Regions from separate parts of the Homo sapiens genome. Here all the other regions are linked to region 1. Evidence: chromatin loops called from intact Hi-C (ENCODE). Cell type or tissue: sigmoid colon. All regions are shown on one strand. Links, peaks and the distances in the headings refer to the core of each region. The heading gives the core; the rest is flanking DNA.

What was found. Peaks named below come from ENCODE experiments on the same cell type or tissue, not always from the same donor. Only the 100,000 strongest peaks of a DNase experiment are listed, where the experiment ranks them.
Region 2: a loop joins it to region 1, with 6 times the contacts of the local background. A loop is called at or near these places in 4 of 110 quality-filtered maps.
Region 3: a loop joins it to region 1, with 13 times the contacts of the local background. A loop is called at or near these places in 2 of 110 quality-filtered maps.
Region 4: it touches region 1 in a loop (3-fold over the local background); 2 of 110 quality-filtered maps call a loop at or near these places.

Annotation. Positions count from the first base shown.
Region 1 is chr3:66,554,701-66,560,034 of GRCh38, forward strand. No RefSeq gene overlaps it. Among named protein-coding and RNA genes, the nearest start is that of LRIG1, 56 kb to the left of the region's middle. RefSeq lists an enhancer at 1-207. In sigmoid colon, for the core only: no CTCF peak of the experiment used is centred there; DNase peaks (open chromatin) are centred at 1,041, 2,701 and 3,165.
Region 2 is chr3:66,699,979-66,705,312 of GRCh38, forward strand. It overlaps LOC105377142 (a long non-coding RNA gene), which reads right to left. Exons shown (of 3, transcript XR_940935.3): 3 at 991-1,207. Among named protein-coding and RNA genes, the nearest start is that of LRIG1, 200 kb to the left of the region's middle. In sigmoid colon, for the core only: no CTCF peak of the experiment used is centred there; DNase peaks (open chromatin) are centred at 1,923 and 2,213.
Region 3 is chr3:66,421,951-66,427,284 of GRCh38, forward strand. The region is part of intron 3 of LRIG1 (leucine rich repeats and immunoglobulin like domains 1); the gene reads right to left. Among named protein-coding and RNA genes, the nearest start is that of LRIG1, 76 kb to the right of the region's middle. RefSeq lists an enhancer at 7-532. In sigmoid colon, for the core only: no CTCF peak of the experiment used is centred there; DNase peaks (open chromatin) are centred at 2,111 and 3,291; H3K27ac peaks cover 306 bases.
Region 4 is chr3:66,404,619-66,409,952 of GRCh38, forward strand. It overlaps LRIG1 (leucine rich repeats and immunoglobulin like domains 1), which reads right to left. Exons shown (of 19, transcript NM_015541.3): 8 at 2,730-2,873; 9 at 580-660. Among named protein-coding and RNA genes, the nearest start is that of LRIG1, 94 kb to the right of the region's middle. In sigmoid colon, for the core only: a CTCF peak has its summit at 3,323 (motif pointing right); DNase peaks (open chromatin) are centred at 453, 1,263, 1,783, 3,323 and 1 weaker place.

The sequences.
Region 1 (5,334 bases), core at 118-5,117:
ATTTCCATTTCTATAAATACAGAAATTGGTAAAACCTAATGCATGGGTTATAAATTAGAATAATAGTAACTGTTGGGGTCGGGCGCGGTGGCTCACGCCTGTAATCCCAGCACTTTGGAAGGCCAAGGTGGGCGGATCATGAGGTCAGGAGATTGAGACCATCCTGGCCAACATGGTGAAATCCTGTCTCTACTAAAAATACAAAAATTAGCTGGGTATGGTAGCACGCACCTGTAATCCCAGTTACTCGGGAGGCTGAGGCAGGAGAATCGCTTGAACCGGGAGGTAGAGGCTGCAGTGAGTGGAGATCGCGCCGTGCCACTGCACTCCAGCCTGGGTGACAGAGTGAGACTCCGTCTCAAAAAAAAAAAAAAACAAAACTACAAAAACAAACAAAAAAAGCAAAACAGTAACTGTTGGAGAGAAGTAGTGATAAAGGGAAAAAAAGAGACTTCTAGGGTGCTGGCAGTGTTCTTTCTTGATCTGGGTTCTGGTTGCATGGGTGTGAAAATTAATTGAGGTGTCTACTTTTTGTACTTTTCTGTACATTAATATTGCAATGAAATGTTAAAATGCTAATTCCAGGGCCCTAGCCCAGACTGATAGAATCACCCTCTCTTGAGTGCAGGTGTGTGGGTGTGTCTGTGCATGTGTGTGGTCAACAGGGTCCCCAGGCATTTCTATGCACATCATTAGGGTAACATCCTTTGAAAATTACACCGCACTTGAATGACACACATATTTCCTTCTTCAAGGGGTTTCTGCAAGCACTCTTGGCTAACTCAGCAGCATCTGCCTTTCCTAGTTTCTTTTGTTGTATATGCCCATGTTTTACCAGAAGCCAAGAGGGACATAACGTTAAGAGGTCTTATGGGTACTTTCAAACAGTGGCACTTGGGGCAACAGAGAGAGACAGCTCTGATAATGTGCCAGCTTATAAAATATAGCTAAATATAATTAAATGTTTATGGGGTGACTAATACGCCATATCCCTAGGGGAATAAGTCAAGTGCTCACCGTTGCTGAATTTCCACTGAATCCTGGCTTCTCTAGAGAAGGATTGCTGGGTGGAAGCCAGAAGGAGCTGGGGCTTTTCCTTCTGCCCATATGCCCAATACATGCCCAGTTTAGTGTTCAGGGCTCACTGTGCTCAATAGATATGTTTGTTGCTGTCTTTTCCATCTGGAAGGGACTGTAAAGATCATCTGGTTCAGAGGCTGTCACAGATCTACCTAGAGAGGTGCAGCAGCATCTGCTGAGATGTGGTAAATATACAGATTCCCAGGCCAACAGCAAACCCGCTGAGTCTTAATTCCATTGCTTTGGAGCTTCATTTCAATGAATAACAATTTAAAGTGAGTGTATCAATAGAGCAGAATAGGCTGGGCACAGTGGCTCATGCCTATAATTCCAGCACTTTAAGAGGCTGAGATGGGTGGATCACTTGAGGTCAGGAGTTAGAGACCAGCCTGGCCAACATGGTGAAACCCAACCTTTACTAAAAATACAGAAAAAAAAAAATTAGCTGGGTGTGGAGGTATAATTCTAGCTACTTGGGAGGCTGAGGCAGGTGAATCACTTGAACCCGGGAGGCAGAGGTTGCAGTGAGTCGAGATTGTGCCACCATATTCCAGGCTGGGCCACAGTGCAAAACTCCATTTCATTAAAAAAAAAAAAAAAAAAAAAAAAGAGCGAGTAGCAGAGTCGAAGGCAGCTCTGATACAATAACTGAGCAAGTTGCTTCACTGTCTTTGAGCCTCACTTTCCTCATCTGTGAAGTGAGAATAATACTATCTACCATGGAGGGTTGTGAGGAGGGTGCTTACAAAGCCCTGCCAGCTCTACCTGGAACATCCCCAGCATTCCATCGATGTTGGCTACTAAGAAAGGTACTTCAGATTACATTGTTGTTACTGGAATTAACTCACAATAAAAAAAGAAAATTCAGCAATGTTTGGTGGCTCATGCCTGTAATCCCAGTGCTTTGGGAGGCTAAGCAGGGAGGACTTCTTGAGGCTAGAAGTTTGAGACCAGCCCAGGCAACATGGCAAGACCCCATCTCTACAAAAAAAAAAAAAAAAGAATAAAAAATTAGCTGGGTATGGTGGCACACACCTGTAGTTCCAGCTACTTGGGAGGCTGAGGTGGGGAGATCACTTGAGCCCAGGAGGTCGAGGCTGCAGTGAGCCCTGATTGTGCCACTGCACTTCAGCCTGGGTGACAGAGCAAGATCTCATCTCTAAAAAGAAAAAGAAAAAAAAAGAAAAGAAAACTCATCTGTATCACTATAATTATTTTTTTCACCTTTAAAAATCTGAAATGTAGTAAAAGGAACTTCTTACTGAAAAGGTTATCTAGGTACCATCCAAAGTCCTCCTGCATGCTCCACTTTTCGGGGCCACATGGATAATATATTTGGAGAAACAATGAAAAGAGCACAGGCCGATGGAAAGGAATGGTTTCAAGATCGCACTTCTTGCTAACATTTTTGTCAAGACTAGGGGAAGTGTGCAGCCTGTTGCCTGAGATTGAGAGTGGGTAGATGGGGAAAAGGGTTGATTTCTTCCAGGAAGGGTGAAAATAGACATGTTGGTGCCAAGCTCTTGAACATTACACAAGACAGGACACCTCATTGCGCATTGGACTACTTTTGCCTAGGGAGACCTGGACGTTAAAGTGGTTGTCAAGCTGTCCGGTGTGGAGTCTACAAAAAAGAACAGATCCGCAGTTTAAGATTTATGCTCCAGGACGGTAGGATCACCACTCCGAATACACAACTCACGTAGGTTCTTGGCTGACTCCCTTTGGGTCTCTGTTGCTTTTTCCCTGCCTTCTTGGGTTTAAATATTACTCAGGTATTTATGAAAAGGGAGCATAAAATTTGGCTGAGGACCAGTGCAGTTCAGTGCAATCCACTTGCACGAAGCCCTGAAATGTGCTGGAACACTGATTTTATTACTAAATAACTGAATAGGAATGGAAGAGAACCAGACAGAATTTGATTCTAGAGGCTGGGTATGGTGGCTTACAGCTGTAATCTCAACACTTTGTAATCTCTACTAAAAATATAAAAATTAGTCAGGAATGGTTGTGCATGCCTGTAATCCCAGCTACTCAGGAGGCTGAGGCAGGAGAATCACTTAAAACTGGGAGGCAGAGGTTGCAGTGAGCCAAGATCCTGACACTGCACTGCAGCCTGGGCGACAGAGTAAGACTCCGTCTCAAAAAAAAAAAAAAAAAAGAATTTGATTCTATAAAAGAAGGCTGCATTTTAAGGATGAGGAAATGTAGTGACATGAAGTAACTCACCTGGGTCCCACTGGATATTTAGCTTCAGAAATCAACTCAAATCCCCAAATGCCTCATGTCAAAGCTGCATACAGATGTTCAGACAACAGATGAGGTTTTAAAGACAAAGAGGAAGACGGCAGTCTCTGAGGAAGACTTCTCTACCCAGTGAATATGTGGACACTGAGAGCTTCATGGTATCTTTCCTGGTATTGGTTTGACAAAGTTAAGAACTAATGTGAAGCAGAGGCATACAGGATGCTAGACCGACCATCTGGATCCACACATAACCATGTGAAGAAATCATGAATACCGGAAGACTGGAGGCATGTTTCTTACAAAATTAGCTCCTCTACCAGTGACACACCTACAGTGGGCCTGCTGGCATCATGCCACTGTTGTTCTGGGAAAAATGAGTTCAAGCCACCTGGTTATGTCCCTAAACAATGGTGGAATTTGGTAAGAATGGATAAAGGGAGTATTGCTAGTTCATTCCCCTATCACTAGCTCACATAAAATGCCCACTCAGCTATTGCTATCACCTCTGAAGGATGGTCAGGTGTTCGGGTAAGATTTAGATATTAAAATTGTTTGGCCAGGCATGGTGGCTCATGCCTGTAATCCTAGCACTTTAGGAAGCCAAGGCAGGAGAATCACTTGAGGTCATGAGTTCAAGACCAGCCTGGTCAACATGGCAAGACCCTATTTCTACAAAAAGATTTTTAAAAAATTGTTCAGCAGACACTTGGCATTCTCAGATGTAATACTTAGTAATAACAATGACAATTATAATATGAACATAGTGCTTAATATGTGTGAGACGCTGTGTTAAGCATTTTTCATGTGACAACTCATTGACCTGTGACGACACCATTTGTGTTAGTCCCTTGTCATGCTGTTGATAAAGACATAACTGAGACTGGGAAGAAAAAGAAGTTTAACTGGACTTACAGTTCCACATTCTTAGGCTGGGGAGGCCTCAGAATCATGGCAGAAGGTGAAAGGCACTTCTTACAAGTCGACAGCAAGAGAAAATGAGGAGGAAGCAAAAACAGAAACCTCTGACAAACCCATCAGATCTCGTGAGACTTATTCACTATCACAAGAACAGCACGGGAAAGACTGGCCCCCATGATTCAATTACCTCCCTCTGGGTCCCTCCCACAACACGTGGGAATTCTGGGAGATACAATTCAAGTTAAGATTTGAATGGGGACACAGCCAAGCCATATCATTCTGCCCCGGCCCCTCCAAATCTCATGTCCTCACATTTCAAAACCAATCATGCCTTCCTAACAGTCCCCCAAAGTCTTAACTCATTTCAGCATTAACCCAAAAGTCCACAGTACAAAGTCTCATCTGAGATGAGGCAAGTCCCTCCTGCCTATGAGCCTGTAAAGTCAAAAGCAAGCTAGTTACTTCCTAGATACAATGGGAGTACAGGTACTGGGAAATACAGCCATTTCAAATGAGAGAATTTGGCCAAAACAAAGGAATTACAGGGCCCATGCAAGTCCGAAATCCAATGGGGCAGTCAAATTTTAAAGCTCCAAAGTGATCTTCTTTGACTCCAGGTCTCACACCCAGGTCACACTGATACTAGAGGAGGGTTCCCATAATTGTGGGCAGCTCTGCCCCTGTGGCTTTGCAGGGTACAGCCTTCCTCCTGGCTGCTTTCACGGGCTGGCATTGAGTGTCTGTGGCTTTTCCAGGCTCACAGTGCAGGCTGTCGGTGGATCTACCATTCTGGGGTCTGGAGGACAGAGGCCCTCCTCTCACAGCTCCACTAGGCAGTGGCCTAGTAGGGACTCTGTGTGGGGGCTCCCACCCTACATTTGCCTTCTGCACTGCCCTAGCAGAGGTTCTCCATGAGGGCCCTGCCCCTGCAGCAAACTTTTGCCTGGGCATCCAGGCATTTCCATACATCTTCTGAAATCTAGGTGGAGGTTCCCAAACCTCAGTTCTTGACTTCTGTGCACCTGCAGGCTCAACATCTCGTGGAAGCTAACAAGGCCTGGGGCTTGTACTCTCTGAAGCCACAGCCTG
Region 2 (5,334 bases), core at 107-5,106, 150 kb after region 1:
AGAAAAATCCTTCCCAGAAGTGTTTCAAAGATTTTCTCATACATCTCTCTGGCCAGAAGGGGCTTATATGTTCATGTCCTAGCTGCAATGGAGGCCAGAAAGTGAGAGTCTGGGATTTCCAGAGAAGGAGGTATTGCAAGTTTGGAAGAAATAGGATATGCGAGACTGTTGTGGAGGTCAAAAACAGGGCCTCCCTCTGAACTGCCACAGCCCCCGTTCCCACTATGGCTCATCATTATGTTGTATGTAGTAGTTTACTTGACTATATCCACTAGCCTACAAGCTTTGTTAGAGAAGGACAATTGTACTGGATGAATGAAAAAGAAACAGCGTTATTATCACCAACCCTTCTAATAACAAAAGTAACAAACTGAAATCACTTCAGTCTGTGAGTAGTAAGTCTTCACCGTGCAGAGGCTTCCTGGTGAGATCCTATCCGGTAAGACCTCAACCTCAGGGGCTACTATTGATGGACAAAACATAACAAAGTACAATTCCCAGGCCTCTACCAGGTGGTTAAACAAGGTGGGAATAGTGAAAGCAGAAAATTTGAGAACTGGTAGAAGCAGAACTTCACAGCTGAACTGGTCCGGTAGAGACCAAACAGGAATGTGTAAGACTGCGGATTTATTTTGGTTGCAAGAAACAGAAACTAACTAACCAGTTAGTTGAGACAATAAGGAACATTTTTACTCTGTCCATAACAAGAAGCCTCAAGGTAAGGCAGCTGAGGGTTAATTCTGTCTCGTCATCTATAGCTTGGCTTTCCCAGGGTTGCAAGGTGGCCACCATAGTTGCAACCTCTACATCAACAATGTTCGCAAGATGACACATTTCCCCAATGCCTCTTTTTAAGGGAACGTTTACCTTTTCCAGAAATCTCCAGAAGAATTTATTTCTCTTTGGGCAGCTCTGGGTTACATATTTATCTATAAAACAATCACTGGTATGTATAATGAGATAATCATAATTGAATTAAACCAAGCAATGTTTTCTTAATTACACACGGACATCCCAATTTTATTGTGTATAATGAAGAAAATCTTGTTCTCCTCCAAGGAAAAACAAAGGGAAGTGGAATGACTATTGGATAGGTAGCCAATGACATCTGTTACAAAAGGTTACCTTGGAACTAAGCAAATTCCAGTTTTCAGTGAGTAAGTCTTACAAGGCTGAATCTCAATCCACACCTGGCACTGCAAAAACCCTGCAAAGGAAAGAATAACCCAGGTTAGAACGTTTGTCAACTGGTTTCTTCTGCTTCTGTCTTATATAGAGATGCTTATCATTCTTCAGAATTCCTAGGACATGGATACAGAATAATCTACGACATTCACAACCTCTGGGTTACCTCTTTGCAGATGGGCCAGTTTTGTCATTTCTAAGCACCAGGATTCATGTATCCTGAGCTGTTTCAGGAAAGGAAGACACAGGCCCCCGTCTCTACGCCTGTGCTTTAGGTCTGAGCCTGCATCCTACTCATTGATATCTAAGCAGCATCTCCCTTTCTACCTTATCATTTAGAGGAAAACTTCCTTATTCCAGATATGGAACTCACTTTGGTTGTTCTCAAACTCTGAGGCAATATCTTCATTAAAAGTTTTAAGCCAAGAGAAGATGTTTCCCACCAGGTGGAAGCAAAACAGCTTCAGAATAGATCTTGGTCCAGCTGGTCTTAAGGGACAATTAGCGTTGTTTACTTTCCATGACCCAAGGCATGTCTAAGTTCAGGCCAGTAACTACTTCTAAGCTGGAACTTTACCCATGGACACCAAATTATTCTGCTGCCTAGTCATCTGGGTCCCTTTTATTAGATGTTTTGAGATTCTAAGTCCGGGCTCAGTGGACCAAATCTGGCCTGCCACCTGTTTTTTGTAAGTAAAGTTTTATTGGGACACGGCTGCACCCATTCATTTACATATCATCTATGGCTGCTTTTGATCTACAACTGCAGAGTTGAATAGTTTTGGCAGAGATCCTATGGCCTCCAGAGCGTACTGTCTGGGTCTTTGCAGAAAAGTTTGCTGACTTCTGTCCAAGGGGGAAAGAGCAAGTGAAAAGCATGAAGGTTCTAAGCGGGATAGATGCTCCAAATTCATACGTAAACACTAAGCAAAAGCTACAGAGATGCTAGAATGGGTTCAGATGGTTTGAAAGTCAGCACACTGGGTCAAGCTGGGTCTTACGAGGACTCTGCTCAGCCAGTGATATATAATGGGCACCTCACAGGGAGCTGAGCCAGTTCCATGTCTCCCTGGAAGAAGCATTGCACTTCACAAGTGTTTATGTTCTCAAATGTGAAACCTGGAGACGGTTTTCTAAATAGGACTTTAAATGCTCCAGTCTGGGTGTTTTTGCAATCTGACACACACATCCATTAGAGCTGCTCCATGGAGCCTCTGGACTGACCGTAAAAACTCAGCCACAGACCTCCTTGGTTTTCAAACAGGAGCCCAAGAAAGACCACAACAGAAACCTGTTTATACAGTTCAGGTTTTCTTAGTAACACAAGGCAGAGGTCAGACAAGTCTTAATCACTTGCTGTAAGAATTGATTTCTGCTGGAACCTAAGGCAGACAGACTTATCTGCTTAGGGTTGTGGTTTCTTATCCCTTCTTAATAAAAAAATAAATAAATAAAATAAAGCCATGGAAGATGGCTGGATGTGGTATCTCATGCCTGTAATCCTAGCACTTTGGGAGGCTGAGGCAGGTGGATCGTTTGAGCCCAGGAGTTTGAGACCAGCCTGGGCAACATAGTGAGACCCCATCTCTACAAAAAATAAACATAAACGAGCCAGGCATCGTGGTGTACATCTGTAGTCCCAGCTACTGGGGAGGCCAAGGTGGGAGGATCACTTGGGCCCAGGAGGTAGAGCCTGCAGTGAGCTGAGATTGTGCCACCTGTACTCTAGCCTGGGTAACAAAGAGAGTGCTTATCTCAAAAAAAAAAAAAAAAAGAAAGAAAAAAAGAAAAAGAAAAGAAGCCATGGAAGATAATATTAATCACTCTTGTTTTAGACACTGCGCTAAGCGTTTTATGTGCATTATCTTACTTAATCTTTACAATGCTCCCGTGAAGAAGGTACTATGCTATATGACCTCCTTTTTAGAGATGAGGAAGGTGAGGCCTAGCACAGAGTTCCTTGAGTCTGGTGAGCTTGTGAAAATGCAGATCACTGGCCCTACCCCAGGGATTCAGATTCAGCCTCTCTGGGGTGGGACCTGAGATTCTGCATCTCTAACAGGTTCTGAGGCTATGCCCATGCTTCCGGCCAGGGCTGCACTGAGCGCACTGGCCTAGAGTTTAAGGGAAAAGCTAACTCTCATGACCATTTGTGGCAGGATAAGCTCTCAAACCCAGGTTTGAGCATGTGACTTTTCATTCTTTTAATCAGTTTTCATAAACTGCCTCCCATGAGCTCCGAAAATAAGTGAGTGAAAGGCATTTAAACACACACCCAGGAAATCAGGTCAGAAACTCAGTGGTTGCTATTTCTAAAATGACCCAAATCTTTCTCAATTCGTGTCTCGAAATTTTGGCCATGTTGGGAAGTCATATTTGAACAATATATAACCACACAAGCATGTAAATAATTAAATTGGAACTTTGGCCTGGCCTAGAATAGTAGATCTGCTAATCTTCTCCAAATTATTAATTCTAAGAAGTCTTACCCAAACTAACCTTGCCTCCATGCTTTCTTAATGTACTCTCAGGACTTGAGAAAGAGATTGTTGCCACACAATGTTGCTCAATAGTTTCAGCTCTATACATCAGGCTTTCTCTTCTCATAAAGATCAGAAATTGCTTCAAGGGGTTATTTTCCCTGTCTTAACATCTTAATGCTGTATTGTGCCTGAGTAAACAATATTCAAAATGCTATATAGTATACAGAATATCTGGCAGTATGGCATAATGTTAAGAATGTGGGTTTTGCATTCAAACTTTGAATTCACATACAGGCAATGCCACTTACTGTGTGGTTAAGTTCCTAAACTAAGTCTGTTTTCTTATTAGTAAAGTGGAGACCAAAATACCCCTATAAAGTTGTTATATCACATGTAAAGCACTCAGCCATGACATATGGAGAGGCCTAAAAATGTGAATTACAAATTATTGTGTAATTTATTATATATACAATTAGATCATATAAGTATATATTTATATCTTACAATTATATATTGTTACTGTAGTAACATAATTACCTTACTACTATATTAATGTAAAATTAATTATATAGAAGAATCATTATATTAATATTAACCAATATATTATTGATGTAGATTAATATTGATATATAATGTATATTATATATAATTATTTATAATTGTAATATTTTATAATTGTAAACTTTGTTTAAGCTCTAGAAAAATGTGTTGACTAAATGCATCTTTCTTTGTTGCTTTTTTTTAAGACAGAGTCTAGCTCTGTTGCCCAGGCTGGAGTGAGGTGTCAACATCTCAGCTCACTACAACTTCTACCCCCTGGGTTTAAGCAATCCTCCTGCCTCAGCCTCCCAAGTAGCTGGGATTACAGGTGCACACCACCACGCCCAGCTAAGTTTTGTATTTTTAGTAGAGAGGGGGTTTCACCATATCAGCCAGGCTGGTCTCAAACTGCTGGCCTCAAGTGATCCTCCCACCTCAGCCTCCCAAAGTGCTGGGATTACAGGCAGGAGCCACCACACCCGGCTTAAATGCATCTTTGAATCTAGTCAGTTTTAGCTGAAGAAACACACAGCCGTGGATATGTTAGTCAATTAATGTTAGCTGCAGACAAGGCTGTAGTAAAGAAGGTTCCAGGCTTACTGGCACATATCCCTTTGCTAAGATTATTTTCCTTCTGGAATAACCTCTTCTTCACTTTTTGCCTATCCATTCTTCAAGTCTTTCCTCTGCTATGAGGCCTTCACAGATGAAGCTCATACTCTCTCATGTCCATGAACACAACACCATTTGGTCAATTCCACAGATGAATTTATACTCCCTTCAATTTTTTCCTGTGTACAGCCTTGTTCTCCCAGCCAGAATATATTCTCCTTGAGAGCAGTTATTCATGTCTGACTTGTTTTGTACCTGCCAGACTACTCGGTAAGTACTTGAATACAAGCACGGGAAAAAACAATAAATTTAAATATATTTATTGAAAAGAAGCAGGGTCTAAATTGTGATGCAAACATGTTAAGCCCTTGCAGAATAATCATTAGTTCTATTTTGCAAAATAACATTGCATTCAAACCACTACAAGTACAAAGCATGGTTGGGCTTTATAGCTCTAAAGAGGCTAGACAGAGAAATAATGAGGCCATTCTACTGTACTGCCCACAGCAACAAC
Region 3 (5,334 bases), core at 176-5,175, 130 kb before region 1:
GAAGCTGCCAAGACTTGGGGCTTCCACCCTTTGAAGCCATGGTCCGTGCTCTATGTTGCCCCTTTCAGCTACAGCTGGAGCAGCTGGAACACAGGACACCATGTCTCTAGGCTGCACACAGCACAGGGACCCTGAGCCTGCCCCACGAAACCACTTTTTCCTCCTAGGCCTCCAGGCCTGTGATGGGAGGGGCTGCCGCAAACATCTCTGACATGCCCTGGAGACATATTCCCCATTGTCTTGGTGATTAACATTCAGCTCCTCATTACTTATGCAAATTCCTGCAGCCAGCTTGAATTTCTCCTCAGAAAATGGGATTTTCTTTTCTATTGCATTGTCAGGCTGCAAATTTTCCAAACTTTTATGTTCTGTTTCCCTTTTGAAACTGAATGCCTTTAACAGCACCCAAGTCACATCTTTAATGCTTTACTGCTTAGAAATTTATTCCATCAGATACCCTAAATCATCTCTCTCAAGTTCAAAGTTCCACAAATCTCTAGGGCAGGGGCAAAATGCTGCCAGTCTCTTTGCTAAAGCATAACAAGAGTCACCTTTGCTCTAGTTCCCAACAATTCCTCATTTCCATCTGAGACCACCTCAGCCTGGACATTATTGTTCATGTCACTATCAGCATTCTTGTCAAAGCCATTCAACAAGTCTCTAGGAAGTTCCAAACTTTCCCACATCTTCCTGCCTTCTGAGCCCTCCAAAGTGCTCCAACCTCTGCCTGTTATCCAGTTCCAAAGTCACTTCCACATTTTCAGGTATGTTTTCAGCAATGTCCCACTCTACTGGTACCAATTTACTGTCTTAGTTATTTTTCACGCTGCTGATAAAGACACAAAGACTGGGCAATTTACAAAAGAAAGAGATTTAATTGGACACACAGTTCCACCTGGCTGGAGAGGCCTCACAATCATGGCAGAAGGCGAGGAGGAACAAATCACATCTTACATGGATGGCAGCAGGCAAAAAGAGAGTTTGTGCAGGGAAACTCCAGTTTTTAAAACCATCAGATCTTGTGAGACTCATTCACTATTATGAGAACAGCACAGGAAGGACCCACCCTCATAATTCAATCACCTGCCACTGGGTCCCTCCCATGACACATGGGAATTGTAGGAGTTACAATTCAAGATGAGATCTGGGTAGACATCATCCCAGCCAAACCATATCAAATAGGTATGAAGTTTTAGTTTTGCAAGATGGAAAAAAGTTCTGGAGACTGGTTGCACAACATAAATGCATTTAACACCATTGAACTCCACATTTTAAAAAATACTTCAGATGGTAAATTTTATGTTATGTGTACTTTACCACAATTTAAAATTAAAACAAGGCCAGGCACGGTGGCTCACGCCTGTAATCCCAGCACTTTAGGAGGCTGAGGTGGGCGGATCACCTTAGGTCAGGAGTTTTGAGACCAGCCTGACCAACATGGAGCAACCCTGTCTCTACTAAAAATAAAAAATTAGCCGGGCATGGTGGCGCATGCCTGTAATCCCAGCTACTCGGGAGGCTGAGGCAGGAGAATTGCTTGAACCTGGGAGGCAGAGGTTGTAGTGAGCCAAGATCACGCCACCGCACTCCAGCCTGGGCAACAAGAGCAAAACTCCATCTCAAAAGAAACAAATTAAAACAAAATGTGACTCAGTTCACAGCACTCCTCTGTCTAAATCTCAAATGATGATTCTTGTGTCTCCCAAGTAAGTCCTGTCCATGGTCTCCAAGGCACATGTGGAGTTCTTCCTGCTGTGGAACATGGCACAGCACTGTGGAACAATATGCCTTGAGTGTCTTCCTGCCCAGGTTCAAATCCCAGCTATCCCACTCACAGGTGTGAACCTCAGAAGAGCCCCTCTGTAAAGTGATGTGTGAAGTTCATATGCCCCATGGGCTGATATGACCTGACACGTAACAACTGCTCAATAAAATGAGTTCTTGTTTTTAGTAGTCATGCTTGTGTCATCAGAGCCAGGCTAAGGATCTAGTCTGTAGGAGGTGCTCTGGAAAAAAGAATAAAATTAATGACTGGTTCTTGTCTACTCTTCTGACATATTTCAGTGCAAACAAGCAGCTCTGGCTCCCCTCTCAGGAACGAAGGGCTGACTCAGAGCTCTCACTCTTAACTTCAAGCATAAAAGAAGCCTGCTCCAGCTGGAGAGTGTCAAACCCAGCCACTGGGAAGACCCCACGTTTCAAAGCAAATCCCAGACTGCAACTTCTGCAGGATTCAGGGTGGCTAGACATCTGACAGATTCCCCAGCATCTGGATGACACCCCCCACCCCCACTCCCACAGCAAGTGGAACTGAGGCCACGTCCCTGACCCAAGCCCACCAAACCCCACCAACCCCACCATTCCAGAGGTAGCCTGCTGGTCTAAGATACCCTCTCTAGGTCTCCCCCCCATGAAGGTTAGAGTAAACAGCTGGCATTCAAACCCCTGCAGGGAAGCCTTCCCACCTCCTGCCTGAGAGTTGATGCCATGGAAACGTGTCTGCTGCCCTCGCTCAACCCGGCATTCCACCTTCAGGAAACTATCCATGTTTTCAATTCCACATGCAAACCCAAGTGGTCATCATTTTCACTCCTTTAACATAACTAACTGCACAGTTCCCAAGAAGATCCATACCTCTTTTTATTGCCTCTCAACAGCTGACCAATTAATGAACACCTATTATATACACAGTAGATCCTGGGCAAAGCATCAATGCCATCACACAGCAATCTAACAAGGTAGGTACTATTATCTTTATAGGCAGCCCCTGACTTACGATGGTTCAGCTTAACGATTTCTGGACTTCACAATGGTGCAAAAGCTATACACATTCAATAGAAATTGTACTTCAAGTACCCATAAAACCATTCTGTTTTCCACTCAGTGTTCAATAAATTATAGGAGATATTCAAAACTTTATTATAAAATGGGCTTTGTGTTAGATGATTCTGCCCAACTGTGGACTAATATGAGTGTTCTGAGCACATTTAAGGTAGACTAGGCTAGGTTGTGGTATTCAGGAGGTTAGAGGTATTAAATGCATTTTTTGCTTAATGATATTTTCAACTTAGGATGGGTTTATCTGGACATAACTCCATTGTCAGTTGAGAAGCATCTATACTTAGGCAATTGAAGAAATTGAGGCTCAGAAGTCTGCTGGAGCTTGCCCAAGGTCACACAGCTGGGAAGCAAGAGGAGCCGGGATGCAAGCCCAGGGAAGCATGACCCTATCTAGCCCGTCCGAGAGGCTCTCCTGGCAGAACTTTAAGGGCACTGGCCCAGATTCCACCCATAAACTTCCAAAGCTTGGCTAAATCTGAACATTAGCTGGCCATTTCTCAGTCAACTCAGCCTGTTCTACGTAGCTTGGCCTCGGCCAGGTGGCCCAGCTCTCATACAAGCTTCCCAGAGTCCTGTGTGAGAAGCAAATGTGCACAGGACTTCATGTGACAGAATCTCAGCAAATAAGGCAGATAAAGCTCAAGTTTTTACTTTGAATGTTCTGGATGGAAAGAAAAGGGCAGTTTCTTTGAGATCTTGAAAGATCTGCCATCGAGGGAGGAAGGAGTATCTTTATTGTTAGGGAAGGTAAGCTGCAAAGGGATCCACTTAAGTTTACAAAAAAGGGTGAGGATGGTGCAAGGCAAGAGGACAGTGTTGTGCTAGGAACAGTTCTTATTGGCCTCATCAAAGGAACAGCGCAGCCTTTCTCTGCAACCAGACAAAACCAGTGATTCTGCACTTATGGGGACCGGGGGAAGTGTGTGGTGGCCAGGTCACGTGGCATTCGCCTCCATCCACAGTGTCAGTTTACCCCTTGGGCTGCCCTCTGGAGCGAGGAGAACTTAATACAGCAGAAGTCTATTAAACCAACACCTGTTAAAGGCTTCAAAAATAAAATCAGTCTTCAAAGGCGGAAAGCAGGCAAGATAAGCTCTCCCCAGTTGGCTACATTTTCAGAGCTGATGTTAAATTAGACAGTGAAACAGATGGAGGCATTTGAAACCAACATTTAAAACTTTTTCTCATAAGTGATTGTTCCACTACAGTTCTGTGAAAGCCTGGTTTACAAGGTATTCCCGTTAGTGGTGGAAAAGATCTCATGTCACAGATAACAGCCAGGAAGAAAGGGCAAGGAGATCAAAGGCAGTTGGGACAAGGTGGGTCAAGTGGGTAATTTCTGACCCCTGAAATTATGCACCTATTTTCTACACCAGGGGCCAGCAAACTTATTCTACATTGGGCCAGATGGTAAATTTTTAGGCTTTGTGGGTCATACTGTCTCTGTCATGACCACTCAGTTCTGCTGTTATAATGTAAAAGCAGCCAGACAATATGTAAATGAATGAGTGTGGCTATGTTCCAATAAAACTTTATTTACAAAAACAAGCAGTGGGCCAGGATTGGGACCACTGTCTGTGGTGTGCTGACCCTGTCAACCCTATGGCAACCAGTTTGTGTTTCTTGGGGTGCAGAGACCCAGACTCTAATTCTTGCTGTCATGCAATTTTGGAACCATGTATAAATCACTCTTTCTCTACCTCGTTTAACCACCTGCAAAATAAGGAAATACCTCTTAACTGCAGAGAGAAAACTTTCCCATTGTCCCTCCAGTGCCCATGTCAGACATCACTAATCACAGTCTTTTCTGCCAATGTCTTTTCTACCTCTTCAGAAAGTGAAATGGAACATAAGTCTCTCTACCACTGTTATGTTCCTCAAGAGATCAACCAGGTTCCTTACTGGAGCCAGTGAAGATAGATGGGCAAACAGGGTTACTTTACAGAAGACAGAAATCCACACTGTATATCCTATATCCTTCCTCGTTTCAGTTCCGCCAATTAGTCTGAAACATACTGAAGCTGGCCAGCTCTCCATCCCTAAGATCTAAGAAGCTGTGCCCTTCCGCCCTTCCAGACAATTACAGTGATTCACAAAGTCCACAGTCAACTATCTGAGTGTGGACTCTCACCGAAATGGCAAATCTACCACAGTTTTACTTCAAGATCAAATCTTAACACGTCTTACTTAATGAATAAGCGAAATCCACATAATAGCTCTTTGCTTCGCCTGAACCTCCGGTTAGAAAATAAGTTTCACATAATCTAGCCCTAGACTGGGGGGAAAAAAAATCTAACACCCCCGGCCCCCATTACCCCAACAAAGTGATCCTGGCAGACAGGTTTCATCAAACTCCACACCCTGCAGCACTCTGCCCATCATGGTGCTGCACTGGAATTCTTACCAAGGCTCTGCATCACACACTCACTGTCACCACCCACATACAGCACGCACTCAAAATAATCAAAATGAATGAAGGCGTGCACACATTCA
Region 4 (5,334 bases), core at 297-5,296, 150 kb before region 1:
GAGCCTGCCCTCATGAGATCATTAGGTACAACACACACAGGTGCTTGGCAGATTAACTGGCAAAATCTAGGAGCTAGCTAGGAAAAAAAAGAAAAAGACCCCAAACCATACATTCAAAATAGCTGCTACTACGACCCTTGGAAATGACGTGGTTATTTGAGATGATGGTTAATGACGAAAGTACTGACAGGAGCCCCACCGCCCTCACACCTTACTGACCTTTACACAACTTTGAGAAACCCAGTAACAGGGCAAGACTCCTTTGTACAAAGGGCAACAGCAAATTCAGCAGTTTTCATGTGAGTTGTGAGTGAAGCCCAAGAGAAGCTCCACCAGCCGCCAAACGCCGGGTTGCCAGCCCCCAAGAACCCAACACCCAGGCCATCAAGGAGTGGGGTGTCCCCCACCCTCTTCTTCAAACTCTTCTCCACAAACAAAACAAGCTCTGCCCCAAACAAAAGCCAGCTCCTCTTCCGCCTGGGCCCAGAGCAGAGAGGCGCGGGGGGCGCCACAGAAACATCTCCCACCCAAGTGTGTCCCGCGCATTTGCCGGCGGAGCTCCGTGCGGCGGATACTCACAGCTTGCTGAGGCTGTCGAGCCCTGAGAAGGCGCCGCTCGTGTCCTCTATTGTGCCCGAAATCTCGTTATGGTCCAGATCCCTGGGGAGAGGACAGAAAGCAGCTCACCGAGCAGTCGGGGCGTGAAGGGAAAGCAAACTCTCACCCAGCCTGCTGCTCGGAAGCTGAAGTCCCCTGGGTGCATGCACCCTGGAGGCACAGCCGGGACGTAGGGTGAAGAGACACGTGGCCCTGGGAGGGAAGCCCTGTTTCTCAGCCTTCCAACCAAGATGACACATGCCTTAGACAAGAAACTTCCCTGGGCTCCACCTGCCTCCCTGTCTGCGGAGGCCACACTCAAGGGAAGGGAGGTGGTGCAGACAGCCCAGTCTGTATTCTGCCCCGAGAGAGCGGACATCTGGCCCCAGCACTGAGAATCAACCCAAAAGGTTCCTTAAGGCTCCCGTCTGCTCTCATACCAACCAGAGTCCCTTTTCTGGACATGACCGAGAAACTGCAGAAAGCACATGGAAGAAAGAGACCCGGCACAGGGCCGGCCCGTGGGCGCCTCCGTACCAGCCAGTGGGTCTGGAGCCCGGAGCCCATCTCCTCCCAAGGCCTGCAGGGCGCTGACTCTGAGCCAGGGAGGACATCTGGGTGCTGAGTCAGACTTGTGACCCACTCGCCAGGATCAGAGGGATGAGGCCAACTCAGCCCAGGCCCCTCCAACAATGCAAATCCCATGGCCGATGACTCAATGGCTTCCCAGCTTCCAGGAGCAGGTCACAGTGCCCAGGCGAGACATCACACCTGGAGACCAGGCCCCCATCCTGCCCTCTCCAACTTTCCACAAGGTTCTTGGTTCTTAAATTTTCCCCCCGAGCCCTTGCAGACACAGGCCAGGGAGAGAAAAGGAACTCTTGTCTCCTGTGAGAAGCTGCAGCAGGAATCAATGCTGCCAGCAGAGAGGGCAGCTCTGACTGAAGAGTGAAATGCTGGCGGTGACCTTTCTTGTCACAGCAGGAAGGTCAAATAGTGGAGATTCTGCTGCTGGAAGGGACTTCTCCTCTCAATGGGTTCCTTCCTATCATCTGCATACTGAAAAAACCAGGAACCAGGGACCCGGGGCTGTGGCTTTGTGTGCCTGTCTCTCTGCTCCTAGCCCTGGCTGCCAAAGTTTTTCTCTCCTTTCTGGCCCGCTCAGTCTGAATGTTCCCAGCCTTGTTATTTGGGCCTTGTATGGGCTCACAGGCTGACCTGGCCTGAATAGCTTGGCTCCGGCCTCTTTCACACTCCCTGGCAATGGCTCCACATTAAAGCCGGCTCTGCCAGGTGCAAGTGCAAAGGCCTCCCTCCCTGTCACACTGGAACAGATCCCTCTCTGTGCAGTGGATTACGCCTGAGAAGGAGACCCTAGAACCCGCCACCACTGTCCTCTGAAACCTGCATGCCCCTCTCTGGGGGTTTTATGCTGACAGCTGCTTGGAAGTTCTATGAAGCCAACCATGGAAAAGTTTTATACAAGCCTCAGAAAAGCATCCTGCAGCCACTTTTGCCAACCCCATCTAATTAGGGACTTCAAGGGAAATGGCATTAGCACCTCCACTTTGTTAACTGACCCCCGACGAGGTACAAGGAGAGACACAGGATTCCCTAAGTGCTGCTTTTGGAAAGGAGGCATCTTGGTACAGGTTATGCTGAAGAAGTTCAAATGCTCAGACGAGAGATGCACTGCAGTATTCCCATGGTTTAGAGAAAAAATATTCAGGACTTGGAAGTTGCAGCTGAAGACTCAAGATGGGAAAGACTGACCCACGGCTGCCGAACTGGAGGCTGCACCAGGCGCTCAGCGTGGGGAAGCTTTTTCCAACACTAGGAGCCAGCATCCTGTCCAGCACAACGTGGGCATCACTGCTTGAGAACAACTACTTTTTAGGAGCTGCCATCCCTCTCTAGGCACCATCCTGGGGAAATGAGAGATTTTTCTGCTTAACCAGTTCTTTTTCAGTTGATTACATAAAAGTTTGAGACTCTGCACATAGAGCAAGCCAGCTTTGGATCCAATTCTGACTCGAAGCCAACGCAAATGGAGTTCAACAAAGCAGATGGTTTGCTCTATTCTGCTCTCCCCACTGGGGACCCCTTTATCCTGTCAGTAGTGGGAGACGTACAAGACTCGCAGGCTCCTGAGTCCCTTGAAGGCACCCTCCGCAATGTGGCTGATGGAATTGTGGCTGAGACGCAGGACACTCAGGCTGCTCAGCTCGGCCAGGCTCTCCTCGTCCAGCCGTGTCAGGTTGTTGAAGGACAGGACCCTGAGGAAAGGGAGGGCAGCAATGTCACCATCTAGTGTGGTTGCCCCCCAACCCCACCCCACCGGAAATTGGGCCACAGTCAGCTGGGTTTCAGTGGGAAATGACACAGATGCACACGCACGCGCGTGCGTGCACACACACACCCACACCCACAGAATCCTGGGGGTAAAAGTGGCCATGCAGCTAGAAACTCATCAGTGCCCAACACACTAGTCTGACTCGTAGAATGGGTGCATAGGTCACAGGGGCCAGGGTGGCTGTTAAACTGTGAAGACTACACACGAGGTCATGACACACAACAACTCTCAAGCTCCAGCGCCTTCATGCTGTCCAAGGCAGCTCCTGATTCAGGCTACAAAAGACCTCTCTCATAGCAGAAGCCTGGGATTCTGGAGATGACCCCGCAGCAAGCCAGGGAGCCCCAGTCACACTCCCTGCATCTGCCAGCAGAGGGCACCACTAGCCCCTGCGTGGGACAACCACACCTGTGCCTCATGCCTTAGTGGGGCAACTCCCCCAGGGCAGGAGGCTCCTGCTCAGGCCTCCCTGCCCCCATCCACGTGGACCTCAGAGCATGATCCCCTACTGCAGGCGGTAAAAGCACATGCTTTGCCCGAACCTCAGAATCAAAGCTTCCTCCCAGCACTCCTGCACCTCTGGGTTGCTTACGTGACATATTGGTCATCTATCGTTGAAAAATTGGGGCTGGGGCAGGGATAGGAAGATGGAAAATAAACTCAGAGAAGATTAATGAGCTTTTAAAGGCAGCTAGGAGCAGCATTCTTTCCCTCCTGGACAAATAAGTCAGGGTGTCTGTCAGTTAAACAGACCTGGCAGGAGATCAAAATTATATCCTCACCTGCAATTAAAGAATTTAGCTTAAAGGAGGGGTGGGAAACACATGCTGGGAAGCAATCCCAAATCTGCCTCTGAGGTTACCTGGATATGGTGCAAACTGCTAGGACTGCTCAAGCGCACTTCTGTGATCTTTGCTGCCCCTTCTAGAGGGCATGGAAGAGGGCTTCATGCCTTCCACCAGCTAGAGAGGGGATCCCGGACCCCGCAGAAGACAGCATGCCATCCCTGGGGCCACGATACACTGGTGAGTCAGAGGATGGCCCCTCACTTTAAGAATTGGACTGGCTCAGGCTTCGGGGACTTAAAAGACCTCTCTTGCTTCCCACACCTCCCGGCCCTGACCAACAAAACCAGGAGTCCCCTGGTGGGGTCACAGCTTGACTACAGAGCCTGAAAGGAGCCATCCAGCACCACATGGAATGCACAACTGCAGGCCCTGAAGCGTAGGAAGCTGAAACCAAAGGGTTAACACTCACAGAATCCAAGAAAAGTTAGGAAAGAGGCAGGACCACTGTGTTTTGCATTAGATAATGATGGAGTCACCAAAATATAAACTCCAAGTCAGTGTGTGTGTGTGTGTGTGTGTGTGTGTGTGTGTGTGTGTGTGTGTGTGGTGGGGGGAGGGGGGGAGGAGGAGGGAAGGAAGGACAGGGAGAGAGAGGAGAACACAGAAGACCAGACACAAACACCAGCTGCAAGAATCCACATTAGATTCACGCATCCCCTTGAGTTTGCCTGGTGAGGTCAAGAGAGAGACAGGACAGACTGAGGCTTGGCACTCTTAACAATCATTCACTTCAGTGGGTGAATTTTTTCCAACAGCCAAGCCTAGAAAAGGAAGAAAAAAACAAAACAAAACAAAAAAACCCACCCAACTCTTGTGAAAAATAAAGAAACACAGTAGACTAAACTGGAGCATATCAAATGGAAAGAACAGTGAAAACACAAACTATAGACTTGTAAAGATGTTCTCTGAGTCCTTAGGAATGCTGCGTTCACTGTCCAGTAACCCCACCCTGACATGATGGGGTGGCCAGGGCCACTGCCCATCGCTACCCAGGCGACAGTCTGTCACTACTAATCTCAGAACTTTGGGCAAGACAAGCTCAGTTCTCAGTCTCAACCTGGGACCCCTGTCTGGAAATCTCCAAAAGGAGCAAGAGGACCACACCACACATCTCTGAACTAAGCACGCACACGACTGCACAGGAGCCTCTGCCAGCAGGCCACTGCGGTGCAAAACAGAGAAAGGGAAGGGGCCAAGAACCTGGGCAGCTCATCTACAGGAAGGAAGGTGGCGACTCCGAGGACACAAATTCATCCACAGTCAGCGTTTCACTGTCTCTGTTTGAGCCCAAATGACCCCCTCACTGAAGAAGCACATGCTATTTGGTGTGGCCATTAACACACAGTCACTCTCAAAATGGCTCCTGTGAGCACTCTGCCATAGCTGCCCTTCCCCAGGAACTTTCTACCCCTGGAACTGTCTCCAAACCCAACAGGACCTTGGGGGCCAAGGCTCCCTGCAGGGACCTAGCTGCTACTCCTGGAGCCCCTGCTAATCCAAATGCAGAGGAAGTGAAGGGGAGATGAGGAAGGGACT